3 separate regions of the Homo sapiens genome follow, and all the other regions are linked to region 3. Evidence: chromatin contacts called from ENCODE Hi-C or POLR2A ChIA-PET data. All regions are on one chromosome and are shown on one strand. Each heading gives the region's core, a stretch centred on a gene start or an enhancer-like site at or near the end of the contact. The rest is flanking DNA. Distances are from core to core; before and after follow the strand shown.

Region 1 (3,546 bases), core at 911-3,410, 610 kb before region 3:
CATTGCACTTCATCTTGGGCAACAAGAGCGAAACTCCGTCTTAAAAAAAAAAAGCCACCATGTAATTTTAATTTATATCAGAGCTGGCTTGACACCCCGGCTGGTCTGCTCAGAAACCACATTATGGTGCAAAGTGTTCGTTTATTAAATATATTTATAAAATCTGAGCATGGGAATGGGAGGTAGCTGTGGGACCCTGATAAACAGTGCCAAGGTTTTCGAACTGTGATCACCAGACCAATAGAATCAGCATTTCTTGGGAACTAGTTAGAATTGCAAATTCGCATCACTTTCATCCCCTCCTGTTTCAGACCTAGAAATGTTGAGGTTTGTGCCTAGCATCCTGTATTTTTAACAAGAACCCTCAGTGAACATGATGCACACTGAAGTTTGAGTACCACTGACTTAGAGAAACTTTTTTTCTAAAAAACGAAGACTAGCTGTCAAACATTATAGCACTCTTTCCTCAACAGAGCTCATTAAATCCTAGCATTTTTGTCTCCAGCCCATTTTCCTGACCCTTTCTTTCTTTCTTTTTCTTTTTTTTTTTTTTTGAGATGGGGTTTTGCTCTTGTTGCCCAGGCTGGAGTGCAATGGCATGATCTCGGCTTACTGCAACCTCTGCTTCCCGGGTTCAAGCGATTATCCTGCCTCAGCCTCCAGAGTACCTCACCACCACACCCAGCTAATTTTTTGTATTAGTAGAGATGGGGTTTCATCATGTTGGCCAGGCTGGTCTCGAACTCCTGACCTCAGGTGATCCATCCGCCTCAGCCTCCCAAACTGCTGGGATTACAGGCATGAGCCACGGCTCCTGGCCCATTTTCCTGACCCTTTCTGTTTGCATTGGACCTTAACTGTTATTCTATAACGTCACCATTTACTGGTATTTTATAATCCTGAATAGATTGGACTGATCCCTGATAAGATCCTAGGGATGCTCTTAATGTCTTTAGTGCATACTTGCAGTTTGTGTTTTAGATTGGGATAGTTCAACAAGAATTTCCAAAATGAATAATGCCAAATATTTATTTGATTTGTTACCTTAAAGTAACACGTCCTAACCTTTCCGCAAATTTTGGGGTTCACCTTACTTAGGATATCAGTTTGTGTTTTTTCTGATAGTTGACCACGCTTTTGCTTGGCTCAAATATTTGTGAAAATAACTTCTCACCCTCACCCCCCCCCCCCAAAAAAGAAAAAACAAAACCAAAACCAAAAAACCCCAAACAAACCCAAACACAGAAAGAAACAAAACTGCAGATTTCTAGCGGGAAGAGTTTGCCAGCTTGTTGGACAAAGACTGTGAGATGAATGGGAAATGCAGAAAAGACAGAAAACAAAGCTTCAACTGCATACAGCACATTTAGTTCAATATGCCTCAGCACAGGCCGAGGAAAATGGGTCCTGCGGTTTATTCAAGATGCCTCAGGGCCTAAATGAGGGATGGACTGATTCACACTTGCTGTGATCTCAGCCTGGACCAAAGCTACAGAAGGGTCCTCGTGGGTGGCTGAGGACTTTCACCAGGCGGGCCCCGGGAGGAGGAAGGGACCCCAGAGTCCTCAGGAGGGGAGGGCAGGCTTAGGAAAAAAAAAAAAAAAATCCTACCATCTTCACGTTTGTTCTGTCAAATTTAAAAGAGACTTTAAAAACGTTCATGTAAGTTTCCCTGGCTTCTCCCTGGGTACACACGTATCCTTTTTACTTTCCCCAACTCAGTTCTGTGGTGCGTGGGAGGCGCTGCAACAGAGTCTCGGTCCGGACTGGAGCCCCGGCGAGGGCCGACCCCGTTCCCCACGCAGCTTTCCCTCGCGAGGTTTCGCACTTTCCAGCGCGGTTCCTTCCCGCAGCCCTCCCGGCTCCCGCGTGGGACGCAGAGAGAGGTTGGGCGCCGCGCTGGCCCGGGAGTGGCTTACGCCTGACGTAGCCCCGCTGGAGGCCGTGGCACGCCCGCCCTGGCGTCAACTCCCGCGCCCCGGGTGAGGGTGGGTGGCCGCGCCTGGGTCCCGGACGCCGCGGGCGCTGAAGGCCTCGGGAGGGCGCGGGGCGGCGGCCGCGGGCGTGCGGTCCTACGGGCTGCAGGGGGCGCTGTGCGCGTCCTCAAGCTCGGCCGCCGAGCGCAGCTCTTTTTTAAAGGGCCAGCGGGGCACGTGGCTCGGGACGCAGTTCGCTGCCGCCCGGCAGTAGCTCTCAGGTTAGGCGGGTCCCGCTCCGCTTCCGCCGTCGCTGCCGCGCCGCCCCGGGCCCGACAGGCCGGGTCCAGGGACTGCAACCCAGCGAGGGACGCGGGCAGCCATGGCCGAAGCGGCGCCTGCCCGGGTAAGCGCCCTCGGCCCCGCGGACGCCCGGAAGGCCCAGGCCGCCGCCGCGTGAGCCCGCGCGAGGGACTCTGGCCGCGCGAGGCCGCGGGGTGAGAGGGCCTTGCGCGCAGCCTCCGCGCTCGTTGCCCCCGGCCCATCGCCCAGCCCGCGTCGAAGGCATTGACCGGGCGGCCCAAATGCCAGGCCCGGCGGGCGGGGCCCCGACGTCAGCGGCTGACGATCCGGCCCATCTGCGGCCTCAGCCAGGCCGGGCCCCAGAGTCACGCTCGGCGACGAGGAGGCCGCGCCTTAGGAGTATTGTCCCATTTGAGGCCTCGCGGCCCCCCCTACAGCAGGCTGGGCGGGCAGGGGCCGCCAGCCCCACGGGACAGTAGCGGAGGCTGAGATGGGAAGGGACAGGCCCAGGGTCACGCATCTATTAGAGGCGGGAGCCTCACGCCGGGGCAGGGATTTTGGAATTAGACACTTTAAAACGCCTCATATTCTACTTTTGCCAAAGAGAAAGATTGTGTCGTTTACAAGAGAGATAGTAGATTTTTTTAAAAAAGATTACTGTAGCAGATTTTATTTAATTTTTTTTTTTGAGAGGGAGTCTCGCTCTGTTGCGCATGCTGGATGGAGTGCAGTGGCACGATCTCGGCTCACTGCAAGCTCCGCCTCCCGGCTTCAAGGGATTCTCCTGCCTCAGCCTCCCAAGTAGCTGGGACTACAGGCGCCTGCTACCACGCCTGGCTAATTTTTCTATTTTTGGTAGAGACTGGGTTTCACTATGTTGGCCAGGCTGGTCTCGAACCCCTGACCTCGTGATCTGCCCGCCCCGGCCTCCCAAAGTGCTGGGATTACAGACGAGAGCTACCGCGCCCGGCCATTTTAAAATTTTTTAATTAAAAAAGTATATATATATACGTGTGTGTGTGTGTGTGTGTGTGTGTGTGTGTGTGTGTGTATATATATATATATATATATTTTTTTTTTAGACACAGTCTCACTCTCACCCAGGGTGGAGTGTAGTGGCGGGATCTCATCTCACTGCAACCTCTGCCTCTGCCTCCCGGGTTCAAGGTATTCTCCTGCCTCAGCCTCCCAATCCCAAGTAGCTGGGATTACAGGCGCAGGTGCCTGTCTCATTTATATCTATCTATCTATCTGTCCAGATACATATCTATATGAATAAGTTTATTCATAAGAATACACTATAAGTATTCCTATACAGAATTTTTCT
Region 2 (3,696 bases), core at 200-2,699, 810 kb after region 3:
AAGTTTGCATCCGATGGGGATTATAAAGTTCTGCTCACTCTCCTTCATTCTGAAAGTCCAACCAAACTTTAGAACTCCCTGTAGAGTCTATATTTGTTGTGACTACATCTCAGTCTCACTTCTCCCTGCCTAATCCTGGGTTCTTCCCTTCTCCCTCTAGCACATTTCCTGAGAAGATTCCCTAATAAACTTCCTTCATCCATTTTATCTTCATCTCAACAGTCTGTATTCCTAGGAACCCAAACCTTTGCACATGTACATGTACATATCACTTATGTTAGGAAACGCAGTGATGTAATTTGCAATATTAGTAGGTCAAAAGGAAAAAGACATGGAATTATATCAGTCAACGTCAAAATAAAATTTTCTAAATTTATACCACAGATAAAAGACTTTAATGAAATAGGACTAAGCAAAGTATAGCCACACTGATTTTAAAATAAACTAATTAATTTCCAATAACCAACATCAATATTAATGATAAGATATTAGGTGCCCTACAGGTAAATAAATAATAAAAGCACATTAACTCACTTTTGAAAAGGTAGCAAGCAATTGTAATTATACAAGAGAAAGCAACATAAGATATTTTTGGAAACAAGGAGGGAAAATTATCACTATTTGCAACTGAGTCTATGATAAACCTGGAAACTCCAAGACAATCAAAAGGAAATGTTTTAAATGCTAGGATGTGGAGAAATAAGAACACTTTTACACTGTTGGTGGGACCGTAAACTAGTTCAACCATTGTGGAAGTCAGTGTGGCGATTCCTCAGGCATCTTGAACTAGAAATACCATTTGACCCAGCCAACACTCCAGAGTATTACTATAGACATTTCCTAGACAATTTCTCCCCACAGGGAGGTTCTCTGAAATTACAGAGCTGGACAGGGAAGAAAGGCCCAGAATCCTAGAAGCCATGAATGAGTTATGTAAAAATGTTTTGATGGTTAATGATCCTTACAATCAGACTCAGACAAAAATGTCCCCTCTCAGGTTCCCCTTTCTGTGCCCTTCTTCCCCTGGGCAGTGCCTATCAGAGGCTCCTCTTCTCTCCCAGTGGCATCTGCTTTAGAACAATCCCTGCTGCTGGTGTCAATGAGGTTTAAGCCCTTCTCAGGGGGCCATTTGCATCTAGACAAACTTCTAACTGTTGGGACATATCCCAGCTGGGAAGGACTGAAATCCACCAACTTCCTTGGCATTCATGCCTTTCTTTCCAGTCCAGATGAAATCATTAAAACACTCTTTTTTCACTTTTGAGAAGAAGAGACAGTTGGCCCACATGACAGCAAATAACTACTGATTAACTTTCCATTTAAACTGTTTATTTTGCATAATGGCATGAAAGAGAATTTCAAACACAGGCACGTGGTGGCGTTCATTAGCAGTCAGGAAGCTCAGGAAGATTCAAGAGAGGAAGAAGACCGACTGGAGTCTCGGTTTTACTTTCTTTTTCTCTTGGAGCTGAGCTATAAGACAACAGGACTGAACAGGGAGCCAACTGTTTCTTTGAACAGTAAATCAGGTAAGCCCAGATTTACGAAAAGTTCTGCAGTGTTGATTTCTAGGTCCCAAGCCATGCACAAACATTTTCATTTTTCTTAGAACAAATTTGTCCTATTTTAAGAGAAGCAATTTAGAGTGACTGCCTTTTCCTTAAGTGGAGCCAGTTTACAGGAAACCGATGTAATTTACTTTACACATTACTGGCAAAGAAAGAATTTCCATAGTATAAAGTCAATAAAAAGTGCTAACTGGGAAGAATTTGGGCATTAATCGGTGGCTTTCAGTTTTCTGTGCTTGTACGCTTGGTCTATGCCTGCCAGATTTAAGCAAGAGAAACTAGCTGATGAAAACGTACCGATATTTCTCACTCCATAGTAGTTCCTACATTGCAAGGGCTTCATAACCAGGGGCTGTTGGGGAATGAGAAAAATTCAAGCCATTAATGGATCAAGTGAAGTGTATTTCCAGCTTAAAGGACTGCACGGTTTCCCAGAGTCATAATCTTCATTCACTGAGTCTCTCAGCAAAGACTCAACATGAGGGAGGAGGTTTGGAGAGAGTAGAGGAGGGAAGGAGGCAAGGTGGGAAAAGAAAGAGAGGGAAAGGGAGGACTGAGCCTAAGGTGTAAGGGAAGGCACACCTACAGAGAAAGCTGACAGAAGCGAAGAGTGTGCAGGCAAAACAAAAACAGAAGGGAGCCGGGCTGATCTGTGAGAGGACGGGAGGAAGAAAGCGAGAGAGAGCTGGGCATGAGGCTTACAAATGAAACCCACTTCTCAGCCCCTCAGCAAGTGATTCCAGTTCTCTGTAAAGTAGGAAGTCATTCCTTTCCCACCCACCTTGTCCCTTATGAGTAGACAAATGAAACATGGTTGTTTAGAAATATAAGGATCTTGGCCTAGTGTGATGGCTCACGCTTTTAATTCCAGAACTTTGGGAGGCCGAGGCTGGTGGATCATTTGAGGTCAGGAGTTTGAGACCAGCCTGGCCAACATGGTGAAACCCTGTCTCTACTAAAACTACAAAAATTAGATGGGCATGGTGGTGCACACCCATAATCCCAGCTACTCGGGAGGCTGAGGCAGGAGAATCACTTGAACCCAGGATGTGGAGGTTGCAGTGAGCCGAGATCGCACCACTGCACTCCAGCCTGGGTGACAGAGTGAAACTGTGTCTCAAAAAAAAAAAAAAAAAAAAGAAAGAAAGAAAAAGAAAAGAAAAGAAATATAAGAATTTTTCATGATTTAGAACTGAAAAATAAGTTTCTTGTCTCTCTGTTTCTCAGGAACACCAATGGACCAAAATGAACACAGTCACTGGGGTAAGAAGGTGACTTCACGTGTGTGTGTGTGTGTGTGTGTGTGTGTGTGTGTGTGTGTGTGTGTGTGTTTGGCTCTTCTGATGATGTTGGGGCAAAATAAACAAGGGTGAAGGATCTTATTCTAACTCCCACAGCTACCACCACCAGCAGCTGAAAATTGTGGGGTTTTGTTTTCTTTGTTTGTTTGTTTGTTTGTTTGTTTTGAGACAGTGTCTCTCTCTGTCACCCAGGCCGGAGTGCAGTGGCGCAATCTCGGCTCACTGCAACCTCCACCTCCCAGGTTCAAGTGATTCTCCTGCCTCAGCCTCCCAAGTAGCTGGGACTAAAGGCACACACCACCACGCCCAGCTAATTTTTTTTTGTATTTTTAGTAGAGACGGGGTTTCACCATATTGGTCAGGCTGGTCTCAAACTCCTGACCTTGTGATCCACCCGCCTCAGCCTCCCAAAGTGCTGGAATTACAGGCATGAACCACCAAGTCTGGCTCGAAAATTGTTAAAATACTCACCAGGATCCAAAATATGCATCCAGGCTTTTCCCTTATGCACAAATCTTTCAGATCTCTTTGAAATACTCCTTCTCCTACCATTCAGTCTTCTCTTCCTTCTCTCACATTTCCATAGGTTCTTTGTGTGTGTGTGTGTGTGTCTCTCTCTCTGTCTTTCTGTCTGTCTCTATCATTCCCTTCTCTTCCCTTGTCCTTTCTCTCTCTCTCCTCTTCTTGCACCTGTTTCTGCTATCTGTATGGTATGGGCGTCTCTCTCTCTGTATCTTGACCTCCCCTTTCCCACTCCCTCCTCCTCACTCTCTGCCCCTCGACAGCCCTGTCTTCAGTCTCTTACATCAAGAAGAGCCCAGATCTTC
Region 3 (3,707 bases), core at 525-3,024:
TTTTTTTTTTGAGACGGAGTCTCACTCTGTCCCCCAGGCTGGAGTGCAGGGGCACAATCTCGGCTCACTGCAAGTGCAAGCTCTGCCTCCCGGGTTCACGCCATTCTCCTTTCAGCCTCCAAAGTAGCTAGGACTACAGGTGCCCGCCACCATGCCCAGCTAATTTTTTTATATTTTTAGTAGAGACGGGGTTTCACCGTGTTAGCCAGGATGGTCTCGATCTCCTGACCTCGTGATCCGCCCGCCTCTGCCTCCCATAGTGCTGGGATTACAGGTGTGAGCCACTGCGCTCAGCCCTCGTGGTGATTTTTTGAAGGCCTGTATGGACATACTCTTAACTCTATCTCCTGGATGCCAAGTGCACCCTTATCCTAGGCCAGTGTTCTCAACAATGTACACACTCTGGATGAGAAAAATAACCATTGTTTACAATCCAGCTAAAATCTCACCTCCTCCAGGGAGTCTTCCTGGATTTCTCCACCCTCTGAATTCTCATAATGGGCATTTGGCTACTTTGATCACAGGGCTCTTAGAACTGCGCTGTCCAGCATTATGATTTTACCAGAATATATCACTCCTCAACTACTTTAGAAACCCCTCGAAGGCTAGGATGGTATTTTATACCTAACAGTTTGGTGTCATCCCACGCCCACCTCCAACTTACATGAATGTTGGAAGGATGGATAGGGAGGTTTCAACTAGAGAACGGAGAAGGGCGGATGTAACTGGTTCTTGATTTCAGAAAACAGCCAGGAGCACACATGGCTGACGGGGTCAGTGCAAGGACAGGCACATTTCCCTTCTGCATCACGTGGGGACTGCGCCTCCCTATGTCATGAAGCCAGGGAATATGTGTGGCCGGCCGCTTGGGGTAGCACTTGTTGCTAGAGATACCGCCTGGAGGCCACTGATCTGTAAAAGGGATCTCTACAGAAGATAGGGATTTTTGATCGCCAGAGAAGAAGGGATATGTGAGATCCAAACGCCGAAGGAGGAAAGCAGGCTCCGTGGTCTCTTCCAGCCCTGATGGAAGAAACTACCGAGCCTTATTATACTAGGTGCTTTCCACATGCCTATTCATTTAATCCTCCAGCAACCTTGTAAGAAGGGCCATCCCATTTTATATTTAAACAAACCTTAACTACTGACGCAAGGAGTCAAGGATCTAATCCCAAAGCCTCTGCCTGGTTCGCTGCAGATGGATGTCCGCGAGGACGCCAGCCCTCCGCCTCCCGCCGGGTCCCTGAACGCCGGCCCGGCCGGTCCAACCTCATTCCGCTTCCCGCCATCGAAACGCGAAGCCCCCGCCTTCCCCCAAACGTCTCAGCGCCGCTGGGGCCTTTCTGGCTGCGCCGCCTCCGACCCCAGGCCCCGGTCCGCGCCCGCCGCTCGCTAGTCCTGGGAGTGAGGAGAACGCGTGCTGAGGACCCGGCCAGAGGGACAGCGGGGACCGCCCTCCCGCTGCGTCTCTGAAAGCGAGGCCGTTCCTCCCGCGTCCGACCCCCGCGGGGCCGTCAGGTTCGGGGCGGCCCAGGCTGCGGGTCCGCAGGGCGCTTCGGGCCGAGCCGGCGCGGCGCGTGAAGGGCAGGGGACGCCCCGAAAGACCGCTGGGGTGGGACCCCAAGCTCCAGGGGTCTTTGGAAATAAGAATGCGGCGTGACGTTGGCTGTGCGGGCGCGGGGCTGACGCGGACCCTATAACCCATCGCCGAAACCGGGCGGCCGCGCCCCTATTCCTCGGCATTTCTCTCTGTCCGCGGCCCTGCTCAGCCAATCAGCGAGTGGGCTCCTAGGCAGGTCCTGAGTGACAGCGCGGCGGGCTGGATCAGGAGATGCGCGTGCGCGGCCCGGCCCGGCTGATCGCTTCGGGTGCTCGACTCCTGTTGCGCATGCTCAGCGCGCTGCCCGGCTGGGGACCCGCGCACCTGCAGCGCCCGCTGCTCGGCCCTGCATCCTGCCTGGGCATCCTGCGCCCGGCCATGACGGCGCACTCATTCGCCCTCCCGGTCATCATCTTCACCACGTTCTGGGGCCTCGTCGGCATCGCCGGGCCCTGGTTCGTGCCGAAGGGACCCAACCGCGGGTAAGGAAAGCGCGCAGGCCCTGCAGACCTCTCCACCCCGGCCCCCTGGCCCGGCTCGCCCCTCCGCCCCGGGGCGGCGGCTTCCTGCTCTGCAGCGAGCGTCCGCAGGAGGGACGCCAGGACCCCGGACGCCACCTCTGAGGTCTCTCTGCACCTGGGTCTCTGACAGCCGGGAACAGGCAGGAGGTGGGGCGAGAGGGCATATCCAGAAGGTAAAGAGGAGAGTGACATTGGAGATGTCTGTCACCCCTCCTGCAGCCAGTAAAGGGCACAAGTGGGCACTGACGCAGTTTCTCCACTCCTTGCTAGCTGTGTGACCTAGAGCCAATATCAAGTCTCAGTTTCTTCATGGGTAAAATGGAGATAATGTCGACTCCTGCCTTAAAAGGCTGCTGTGAGGATGACCTGCGGTAACGCATTTAAAACACCTACCAGTGCGTGACACTTTGTAGGTATGGGATAAGTTTAGCTGGCGTTATTTTTCGAAGGTCCTCTAGCAGATTGCTGCGCCATTCACCAGTTTCTGCTTCATATTATCTTCAGTTACAAAGCACCCTTCCCTTGACTGCATGTTCCCAGGGGCTGGAGTTTGTCCAGTTCACCATTGTCTACTCAGTGCCCAGCCAGGACTGGCACAACCTGCTTAGTAATGTTGAAAAAGGGATCGCGTGCTCCTGTGTCCAGCACCAGCTTGCAGTGCTTTAGATCAAAGATCAAGGGCCTCGTTTGGATTAGAGTTAGCTTTGCCCAAAGGCCGTTTGGACATGTGAGTGCTGCCTTTGTTCTTAAAGACAGGCAGGGTTTGGGATCCCACAGCTTCACTTTGTAAACCATTTTCGTGTCTTGCGTCTCCTGCTATTCTTGGTGAGTTCTTGCTTCAGTTTGACTGAAATTTCTTTTGCTGCACTTGAAGCATCTGTCTCTGGTCTTCTCTGAGTACACGCAAAGTGGCTAGTCCCTGTTCTCTTTGTAACAACTCACTGGGCCTCAGAACTGGCTCACAGTCTGCCTGCTTCTTGCCCTGTCTTCTAGCCTATTGTTTTCCTTCCCCTTGCTCCATGAATTTTGAATTCTACAGACCACTCCCTGTTGGGTTGCCACAAATGCAGCTCTGTGCAGTGCCTTTCCACAACACGTCTGCATTAAGATGGAGCAATATTGGGTGGTAGAGAAGGGAAATGAAGGGAAGGATTCTTAAGGCAACTTGGATGTGGTCAAGGTTGGCCTCTCTGTGAGGTGACACTTTCAGTTTTTATTTTCTGCCTTGCTATTCTTACCCTGAGTAGAACTCAGCCTCCTGTGTCCAGGAGGCATCAGGAAGGCCAATGGAAAAGAGCTCACACCAGGAGCTCTTCTTGCTCTGGTCCTGGCCAGGCCTTGTGAGGTGCTGGCTGCATTTGTTCTGACCCGTGTCCTCTTCTGCTGCAGAGTGATCATCACCATGCTGGTCGCCACCGCCGTCTGCTGTTACCTCTTGTAAGTACTACTCTCCCCAGCTCAAAGTCAGCCAGTTCCTTTGTCCTCCCTCCTTTCCTCCTCACCCTAGCCTGCTCTTCCTTCTGTCCTGGTAGTAAATGCCTCTTGAAAGGCTGAACCTATAAAACAACAGGAGTGGAGGTGGTGTG

Evidence for each region. Hi-C counts contacts between places; a loop is a spot of excess contacts on that map. ChIA-PET counts read pairs that join two places held with the same protein, here RNA polymerase II (POLR2A). Pooled maps may share reads with other maps.
Region 1: a pooled map shows a loop between it and region 3 (9-fold over the local background). The contact joins the promoter of ZNF783 here to the promoter of ATP6V0E2-AS1 in region 3. A Hi-C loop is called at or near these places in 7 of 50 pooled maps. POLR2A ChIA-PET finds 5 or more read pairs at or near these places in 2 of 52 experiments (AG04449 and GM10248).
Region 2: a loop to region 3 is called in a pooled map, with 5 times the contacts of the local background. The contact joins the promoter of GIMAP2 here to the promoter of ATP6V0E2-AS1 in region 3. A Hi-C loop is called at or near these places in 1 of 37 single-sample maps with no recorded cell type and 1 of 50 pooled maps.

Annotation. Positions count from the first base shown.
Region 1 is chr7:149,260,036-149,263,581 of GRCh38, forward strand. It overlaps ZNF783 (zinc finger protein 783), which reads left to right and starts at 2,161. Exons shown (of 6, transcript NM_001195220.2): 1 at 2,161-2,322. The coding sequence starts at 2,299. LOC124901769 (a long non-coding RNA gene) reads right to left here and starts at 2,306. Exons shown (of 2, transcript XR_007060582.1): 1 at 1,612-2,306. RefSeq lists a silencer at 1,759-2,628.
Region 2 is chr7:150,684,257-150,687,952 of GRCh38, forward strand. It overlaps GIMAP2 (GTPase, IMAP family member 2), which reads left to right and starts at 1,450. Exons shown (of 3, transcript NM_015660.3): 1 at 1,450-1,529; 2 at 2,796-2,831. The coding sequence starts at 2,804. It overlaps LOC124901774 (a long non-coding RNA gene), which reads right to left and starts at 3,457. Exons shown (of 4, transcript XR_007060589.1): 1 at 3,341-3,457; 2 at 1,866-1,920. RefSeq lists an enhancer at 1,325-1,524.
Region 3 is chr7:149,872,088-149,875,794 of GRCh38, forward strand. ATP6V0E2-AS1 (ATP6V0E2 antisense RNA 1) reads right to left here and starts at 1,775. Exons shown (of 4, transcript NR_027040.1): 1 at 1,137-1,775. It overlaps ATP6V0E2 (ATPase H+ transporting V0 subunit e2), which reads left to right and starts at 1,882. Exons shown (of 4, transcript NM_145230.4): 1 at 1,882-2,082; 2 at 3,511-3,558. The coding sequence starts at 1,979. RefSeq lists silencers at 1,409-1,618, 1,649-1,728, 2,139-2,318 and enhancers at 1,681-2,649, 1,979-2,118.